Linked DNA regions of Homo sapiens: region 2 is linked to region 1. A link is a contact called in ENCODE Hi-C or POLR2A ChIA-PET data. All regions are on one chromosome and are shown on one strand. The core of a region is the stretch at or near the end of the contact, and the rest is flanking DNA. Distances in the headings are between cores, read along the strand shown.

What was found. A loop is a pair of places that touch in the nucleus more often than their neighbours do. ChIA-PET counts read pairs that join two places held with the same protein, here RNA polymerase II (POLR2A). Pooled maps may share reads with other maps.
Region 2: a pooled map shows a loop between it and region 1 (2.2-fold over the local background). The contact joins two enhancer-like sites. A Hi-C loop is called at or near these places in 1 of 50 pooled maps. POLR2A ChIA-PET finds 5 or more read pairs at or near these places in 5 of 52 experiments (AG04449, GM12878, HepG2 and 2 more).

What each region holds. Positions count from the first base shown.
Region 1 is chr22:29,243,651-29,248,000 of GRCh38, reverse strand. All of the region lies in intron 13 of EMID1 (EMI domain containing 1), which reads right to left. Among named protein-coding and RNA genes, the nearest start is that of RHBDD3, 22 kb to the left of the region's middle. Within about 2 kb of position 2,325, at least 2 of the 41 ENCODE cell types and tissues checked have a DNase peak (open chromatin) inside an H3K27ac peak, as active enhancers do.
Region 2 is chr22:29,358,124-29,362,286 of GRCh38, reverse strand. AP1B1 (adaptor related protein complex 1 subunit beta 1) reads left to right here. Exons shown (of 23, transcript NM_001127.4): 4 at 2,328-2,463; 5 at 3,316-3,561. Among named protein-coding and RNA genes, the nearest start is that of SNORD125, 27 kb to the right of the region's middle. Within about 2 kb of position 2,631, at least 3 of the 41 ENCODE cell types and tissues checked have a DNase peak (open chromatin) inside an H3K27ac peak, as active enhancers do.

The DNA of each region.
Region 1 (4,350 bases), core at 1,076-3,575:
CACTGTACTTTTCTTGAGACATAGCAAGACTCTGTCTCAAAAAAAAAAAAAAGTAAAAAAAAAATTAATTTCACCAGCGCGGTGGCTCACGCCTGTAATTCCAGCACTTTGGGAGGCTGAGGTGGGCGGATCACTTGAGGTCAGGAGTTTGAGACCAGCCTGGCCAACATGGTGAAACCCCGTCTCTACTAAAAATACAAAAAATTAGCTGGGCGTGGTGGCTCATGCTTGTAATCCCAGCTACCCAGGAGGCTGAGGCAAGAGAATCGCTTGAACCTGGAGATGGAGGTTGCAGTGAGCCGAAATCACACCACTGCACTCCACCCTGGGCGACAGAGCAAGATTTTGTCCTAAACAAACAAACAAAAAAGCTCCAAAAATCTTTTATGGTGTATTTTTGCTGTACCTTTTCTATGTTTAGATACACAAATACTTACGACTGTGTTGCAGTTGCCTGCAATATTTAGCGTAGTAACGTGCTGTTTAGGTTTGTAGCCTGGGAGCAATTGGCTACACCATACAGCTGAGGTGTGTTGTAGGCTATCCCATCTAGGTTTGTGTATGTACACTGTATGATGCTCATGCCACAACAAAATCACCTAATGGCATATTTTCCAGGACATATCCCCATCATTAAGTGACACATGGCTGTACCAATAATTGGTCCATCTACAGGAAGGGCAGAATGACATTCATTGTACCAACTTTTCTGTATATCAAAATGCAAAATAGCTGGGTGCAGTGGTTCACACCTGTAATCCTAGCACTTTGGGAGGCTGAGGCGGGTGGATCACGTGAGGCCTGGAGTTCAAGACCAGCCTGGCCAACATGGCGCAAACCCATCTCTACTAAAAATACAAAAATTAGCCAGGCATGGCTACAGAGTCCCAGCTACTTAGGTGGCTGAGGCACGAGAATTGCTTGAACCCAGGAGGCAGAGGTTGCAGTGAGCTGTGATTGAGCTGTTGCACTCCAGCCTGGGCGATAGAGACTCTGTCTCAATAAAAAAGGAAAAAAACAAAATAAAAATAAACAAAAATATTGGGGAGGCCAGGTGCAGTGGCTCACACTTGTAATCCCAACACCTTGGGAGGCTGAGGTAGGAGGATCACTTGAGGCCAGGAATTTGAGACCAGCCTGGGACACATTGTGAGTTCTTGTCTGTATTTTTTAAAACATAAAATTAAAAAGAAAAATATGGGGAAAAGTGTTTTTAAAATCCACTGTTTGGAACTCCCTCAGACCAGGTGGCCTGATGTTTGCACTGATGACAACCCAGTCTCCTTCAGCCTGGCCTGCCCTCTGCACTCCGGATCTAAGTGTCTGGGCCTGCTGGACAACCCTACTTGGCTGTAACACAGACTCCTCCCGTTGGTCCACAGACAAAACTCAGCCTGCTTGCTTCTCCTGGTTCTCTTTTGCTATTTTAAGTCTCCCTTGACTCCTCACTCCCTTTTGCAGCCAGACCAGCACACAAGTGTCTTTTTGCTCCATCGACGGCTGTCTGTCCTCACTGGCTCCCACCCACTGCCCGGCTCAGTCTCTCACCAGGATGACCACGACAGCCCCCGACCTACTGTCTTTCTGCTTCTCCCATCCATTCGCCATGGCAATCAGAGGGATTCTTTGCAAATAAAAAAAACCTGACCGCATCACTCTGCTGCTTCTAGAGCCTTCAATGCCTCCCCACTGCCCTAGAACAAAGTCCAAATTCCTGAACGTGGCCTCCTACACCCTGAAGGCCTCTTTGGCCTCTGTTCCACTCTCTACCTGTCACAGTGCCACTCCAAGTATTTGCAGCTCCTCAAATATCCGAGGCTCCCTCTTGCCACAGGGCCTTTGCACCTGTTGTACCCTCGCCTCTGCCTGGACACTCCGTGCCTGGTTAATGCACCTTTCAGGCTTCACCTGGCTCCTCCGGGAGGATGCTAAAGTGTAAAGTGTTTATAAAGTTGACAGTCCTGTAGCTGCTGATTATAGGTCTTTTTTCCCTCACCTCACTGTGACCACCCTGAGGGTGGGGACTGTGTCTGAATTGCATCTGTGTAAACAGTGCCCAGCTCCAGGTCTGGTGCCTATGGAGGAGATGCTTGGGGAATGGTAGCTGGTTCTCTGGCCCTAGGAACTTAAAAGTCAGGGCTCCAGTTCCCGCTCTGCCAAGGATTCTCTCTGCCGAGTCGGGCCTCAGTTTCCCTGTCTGAATAAGGGGTGAGAGCTTTGATCCAGGTGGGCAGGCCCAGCACAGTCACTCCAGTTCCTGCAGTGCACTATCATGACCACCAGGTGTCACTGCTGGGCCACAGCCAGAACGCATCTGCAAGCTGCACTAAGGGAGTTGGTTGGTGAAGTGTACATAGGAGCCCTCGGGGACCTTGCCAGCACTGAACCTCATTCCCACCTGTCCCCAACAGAGCTGTTCCCCCAGCCCCCAAAGCTTCATGCAGCCCCCAGCCCAGTGGGTCCCCTCCCAGGCAAGCAGCAAGCAGGGGCAGAAGTGCAGGTAGAAGAGGGGCAGGAAGGTGGGTGGGCAGGGGCCCTGCTACCTCTTGCGGGGAGCCCACAGGTGGTTCTGGGTTCAAGGACTGGTCTAGGGTGGCCAGGGCATCCTGCCGGGGATTCTCATGAAGGGACAGGACTGCCCAATCTCTCCCACCCCTCCTGGACTGGGTGGTAAATGTGTTCCCAGACCAAGGGCCTCTGGGAGAGGCCAGTAATTAGCCTAGGGGAGGCAGAGAGCCAGGCTTGCATGGGTCTATCTGATCCCAGCTCAGCTCATGTCCATACTGGCAGTATTAAGAGACTCTGGAGCTACGGAGGATGGGTATGGGGTAGGAGGAGATTCAGGACAGCAGGGGCCAGGAGAGGCTAACTGGAGAGGTAGCAGGGCACCAGAAGTCATGGGCAGACACAGGGGAAGACTCGTGCAGGGTAGGGGGCTCCCACGGCTGTATCCATCACTGACCCCACAATCAAGAACTAAGAGGGCAAGGCAGGCACTGGGTGCCACCCACATCCTCACTAACTTGTGACTGCCAGGAAGTAGGGTGTCCCAGCCAGACTGCATGTGGAGGGGGAGTCACAATCCCCCCCACCGCCAAAAAGAGCTTCCTAGTTGTCTCTCTCTCCTGAAGGAGTGTCTGCCTCCACTCTGTCCATTTTCCAGATGTCTCCCCTGTCAGTGATGGTTTCCAGATCCCTGTGTCGTGGGGCTTTTGGGTATGGTATGTTTTAGGGTCCTCGTCTTTCCCCCACGTCTCTTGGGTGAGTAGATTTCTAGGTCCTAACCCGAAAATCCCTCCCCTGCAATGATTTTCAATGATTGTGAAGGTTTCTATTTTCTTTTCTTTTCTTTTTTTTTTTTTGAGACAGAGTCTCGTTCCGTCGCCCAGGCTGGAGTGCAGTGGCGCGATCTCTGCTCACTGCAACCTCTGCCTCCTGGGTTCAAGCGATTCCCCTGCCTCAGCCTCCTGAATAGCTAGGACTACAGGTGCGTACCACCATGTCCAGCTAATTTTTGTATTTTTAGCCCAAACCTTTAAGGCTAATTTTGTATTTTTGTATTTTTTTGTATTTTAGAGATGGGGGTTTTGCCATGTTGGCCAGGCTGGTCTCAAACTCCTGACCTCAAGTTATCTACCCGCCTCGGCCTCCAAGAGTGCTGGGATTACAGGTAGGAGCCACGGCATCCCGGACGATTGTGAAGGTTTCTAGGACCCCACATTAATCATGAGATTTTGCGGTGTGTGGTTTCTAGTTCCCCCTTCTTGTCCCCTTCTCATTTACTCTGTCTCCTGTATATGTGAGAGTTTCTAGGCTTCCCTTCTCATCCATCATGGGTCTCCTATGTATGTGATGGTGTCTAGGACCTTGTGTAAACTATAGGTCCTTTAAGTATAGAGGAGTCTAGGTCACCTGGCCTCATTAACCACATCAAACGTGTACATAGCAGTTTCGAGGCGTCTCTTCACAGGCTTCATGAATTTCCGATGTGTATGGTGGTATCTAGTTCCCTGTCCTTTTTACCACGTGGCTCCTATGTACCTCATCATTTCTAGGCCCCTTTCCTAGGTCCTCTATCCCATTCTCCTGTGTAGATATTGTCTTCATTCTTCCCTTTGTTCTGCAGACAAGGGAGCAAGCTAAGCCTTGGCTGGGAGGGGGCTATGGAGGCAGGGGATGCAGTCTGGCCTGGGTCAGCCCAAACCACCCAGGAGGAAAAGGCAGAGCCACCCTGGCCTGGAAAGGCCACAGAGGGAAGGTGGAGACAGGGACAGAGACTGAGACAGAAGGCATGGGGTCTGCTGATAGGGCTGGCCCTGCCCGGTTGGGAGCAACAAGATGGGGGAAGGA
Region 2 (4,163 bases), core at 1,382-3,881, 110 kb before region 1:
ACAAACACTGTGTGGTGCAAGTAAAACACACGTGCAGATTGGATTTCTCTAATTTGTCACCGGTGTGCAGCCTCTGTCGCACCTGATGGCTAAAGCCGGTTGTGTGTAGAGCGGCTGCCGCACCTTGGCTCATGCTTCCCCTGTGGGAGCGCCCAGTGACCCAGCTTGTCTTCCCATCTTTAAAAACCCATTCGAGGCCGGATGTGGTGGCTCACACCTGTAATCCTAGCACTTTGGGAGGCCGAGGCGGGTGGATCACGAGGTCAGGAGTTCAAGACCAGCCTGGCCAACATGGTGAAACCCCGTCTCTACTAAAAATACAAAAATTAGCCAAGCGTGGTGGTGGGCACCTGTAATCCCAGCTACTTGGGAGGCTGAGGCAGAGAATTGCTGGAACCTGGGAGGCAGAGGCTGCAGTGAGCCAAGATCACGCCACTGCACTCCAGCCTGGGCAACAGAGCAAGACTCCATCTCAAAAAAAAAAAACATTCAAGGTCTGCCTTCCCTGTGTTTCCTTCCCTGATCACCCCAGCCCACTACCTCAAACTCAAAGCATTTGCTGTCTGTTCCCATCACCCAGCACTAAATGGAAACTGTTCTCTTGTTATGTGTACTTGTGTTTACCTGCTCACCAGATTGTAAAATCTCAAAGGCAGAGACTGGATTTTAAAACAGCTTGATATTTGCACAGTATTTGAGAGTCTGCACAGAACATTTTGAGATTTGTTTTCTCAGTAGTTCCTTACAATTCCCATATTGTAGGTAATGACAGTTTTACTGCCAAAGAAATAAAAACATAAAGTGACTGCCTAAGAGTCACATGGTTTATGGCAGAACTAGGACTCAAGCCCAGTTCTTCTGAAATCCAAATCCAGGCCACTTTCACCCATGCCCTCGTGGTGCCCAGCCCTGTGCCTCATAACCCGGGTGCTGAGGTGGAGCAGCTCCCATCCAGGTCCCAAGATAGGCTCCCACTGCTCCAGACGTCCCCATGGATCGCCCCCCAAGCAAAGGACCTCCTGCCAGCAGCTCCGGGAAGGGGCTCTGCAGAGAGCCCTTTGGAAGCCAGAGCAGAAAGGAAACAGGTACCTGCTGGACAACTGGGCCTCCTTCCAAGTCAGATTCCTTCCAGGACAAAGCTGCTCTCCTTCACCCAGCACACCACTGTCACCTCCTCACAGAGGAGAAACATCTTTGTTCTTCCATCTCAAAAGAGCTGGCTTTGCTGATATGATAAGCCCCAAAGAGCGAGTCGGCCTCATCAGCAGTTTTTCCTCCTCCCTCCTCCCCATTCTTCCTGGTGCATCATCTTCCAAGGTGACACATAAATTTTGGCTTTGGCAGGACTCCTGCCTGTTGGGGATCAGGAAGTTCACTTTGACCTCCTAAGTCTCTATGTTGACACGTCCTTTCCTATAAACACATAAGAATTGAGAGGGGATATGATGATTTCAGAGATAGAAAATTGATCTCTAACCAAATTTCACATCTTAAGAAGGCCTGTGACTCTGGGACCACGGGTACCATGTTGAGAAGGGTTCCACCCAGTGGTCATGAGCACGGACCTTGTTCTCAGACCTGATTCCTCCAGGCAGGTTATTTGACATTTATGAACCTCAGTGTTCTCTGAAATGGGGATCATCCCCTGACTTCTGAGGGCAGTTAAATGAGATCAAGCATGTAAAGCTCTTAGCACCAAGCCTGGTGTATGGTGTGTGCTCCATGCATGCTGTGCTGGTTCTTACCGGGTGCCAGAGCTTGTGGAGAAAGCAGCATGAGCCATCCTGCTTCCCTGCGACCCTCCAGAACCAGCAGCCCAATGTAAGGGGCCACATTAAGTATCAGAGAGGGAGAAAGGATCATTTTCATTTACTCAGCATCTCCCAGATATCAAGGACCAGATACCTAAGTATGTTGTCTCATTCAGTTATCATAAAGGCCCTGTGAAGTGAGTTTCTGTTGCGTCTTTCTTGGAAGTTAGAAAATTGAGACTCAGGGCGAGGGGGCAGGTGACAAAGGAATTTCTCCAATGTCATATAGCTAGCAAGAGGCAGTGGTGGGTTTGATGGGCTCCAGAACTCATGTTTGAACTATATGAAAAGAATCAAGGACTTTCCTGCTTTTAAAATTACCCTTTGGGATTCCCTTTCTATCAATAGGTGTTGATTGTTAACAGCAGACCTGAAACCCTCCCTTTTACCAGGAAGTCCAGTGTGTCTCTCCTTTCTCTCCTACCCACTGTCCTCTCACCCACTAGTTAGCAGCCTGAAAATCTTCCTCTTCCTTTGTTCAGCCTTTCCCATGCTGACACCATTTTGACCTTCCAGTGCCCTCTTCCCCGATGTGGTCAACTGCATGCAGACGGACAACCTGGAGCTGAAGAAGCTAGTATACCTCTACTTGATGAATTACGCCAAGAGTCAGCCTGACATGGCCATTATGGCCGTCAACACCTTTGTGAAGGTGAGCAGACGCTTGGTGGGCGTGGGGACATTGGGTGCTTAAGGCTCTGTCTCCCCTCAGTCTCTTTGGGGCGGGGCCCTGTGGCACTGGATGGAGTCCAGACCTTCAGACTGCCCGCGCCCGCCCAGCCTGCAGGCCTCTTCCTCCAGCAGAGGGCTCCCACTCTCCAGAAAATCAGATGCTAAGGACCCTGCGTAACTCATCCTGTGTGAGGTCCTGCCAGGCCTGTTGATCCCCTCACTGCCCTGATTGGACCCTGCCCTGCATGCTTTGCTAGGGCAGGAATCAGCAGGTGCCCGAGAGCTTCTCTGTTGCCCTTACAGACTGCTGCTTTCTCCATTTTCTGTCCTTCAGATTAAATTGTCAGCTCTGTGCACCTATATTTTAATTTTATTTTCTCCTAATGTTCAGTACCTCTGAATTTGTATACCTTTAGAACCTTAGCTCCCCTGAGTCCTGTCCGTGCTCGGATATGGGGAAATGAGGCTTCTGTGGCCCAGTGGAAAGACCGAGGGCTGTGATGCTAGGTGGATGTGGGTTTGAATCACGGCTCTGCTCTGTGGCTTCAGATGAGCTCCTAGCCTTTCTGAGAGCCTCAGTTTCATCATCTATAAAATGGGACCCGTATTGTATTTCTACTGTGAGGATCAGAGGAGATGGTGTGCAGAGCTGGCATGGGTGCTGGTTATATAGCATTTACTTTTGCTGTTGTTGGCTGTAGTTGGTGAAGATCCACAGCAGCCATCTGATGTCGCTCAGCCTAGCAGGGCTCAGAGCTGCAGGCCAGGGAGAATATGAAGCCACAGATGGCTCATCCCACCCCTGCCCTGGCCGATGGCTGGTTCCCCCCAGGACTGTGAGGACCCCAACCCCCTCATCCGAGCCCTGGCAGTGCGGACCATGGGCTGCATCCGCGTTGACAAGATCACAGAGTACCTGTGCGAGCCACTCCGGAAGTGCCTGAAGGACGAGGATCCATATGTGCGCAAGACAGCAGCTGTGTGCGTGGCCAAGCTCCACGACATCAACGCCCAGCTGGTGGAGGACCAGGGCTTCCTGGACACCCTTAAAGACCTCATCTCCGACTCTAACCCCATGGTAAGCCACTGCCACCCACCGTGCTACCTCCACCACCTCCTGGGTTGCTTGGGAAGACATTGGCTTGACTCTTCACCAGGCAGTCCTGAGTACCTAGAAGTCGGAGCCTGGCTGGGGGTGCCAGTTGTTCTTGTGCCTTTTGGTGGTTCAGGCACCCTCTCTGGAGGGAGCTAGACCTAGATTCCCTTCTCCTCACCCTCTGACTAGCTGCGCAACCTGGGGCAAGCTGCCTAGGCTCTCTTTTCTTCATCAGTGAGATGGATCTCATTCTACGTGGCTGGCAGGAGTGCTGTGAAGGTGACGTGCCTGGGATGGCCTGGTAACGGTGCACCATCAATACTAGTGCCCTCCTTCCCCTTCTAGTCACTGTTATTGTTGCTGTCTTCTCACCAAGCCAATATGCTGCATGTGTGGTGCTTTTCCCTTCCCCCATCTTTGTTGGGTTGTAGAGGGTCACCCTTGAAGTAGCATAGCCTGGAAGACAGGACATCAGGATGTAGCTGGATGTGGAACCCCACAGTCCCCTTACCCACAATGGTGGCAGCAGTTTGGAGGGCAGTTTGGCAGGGCCTGTTTAAAATGAATGCACAAACCCAGCCATT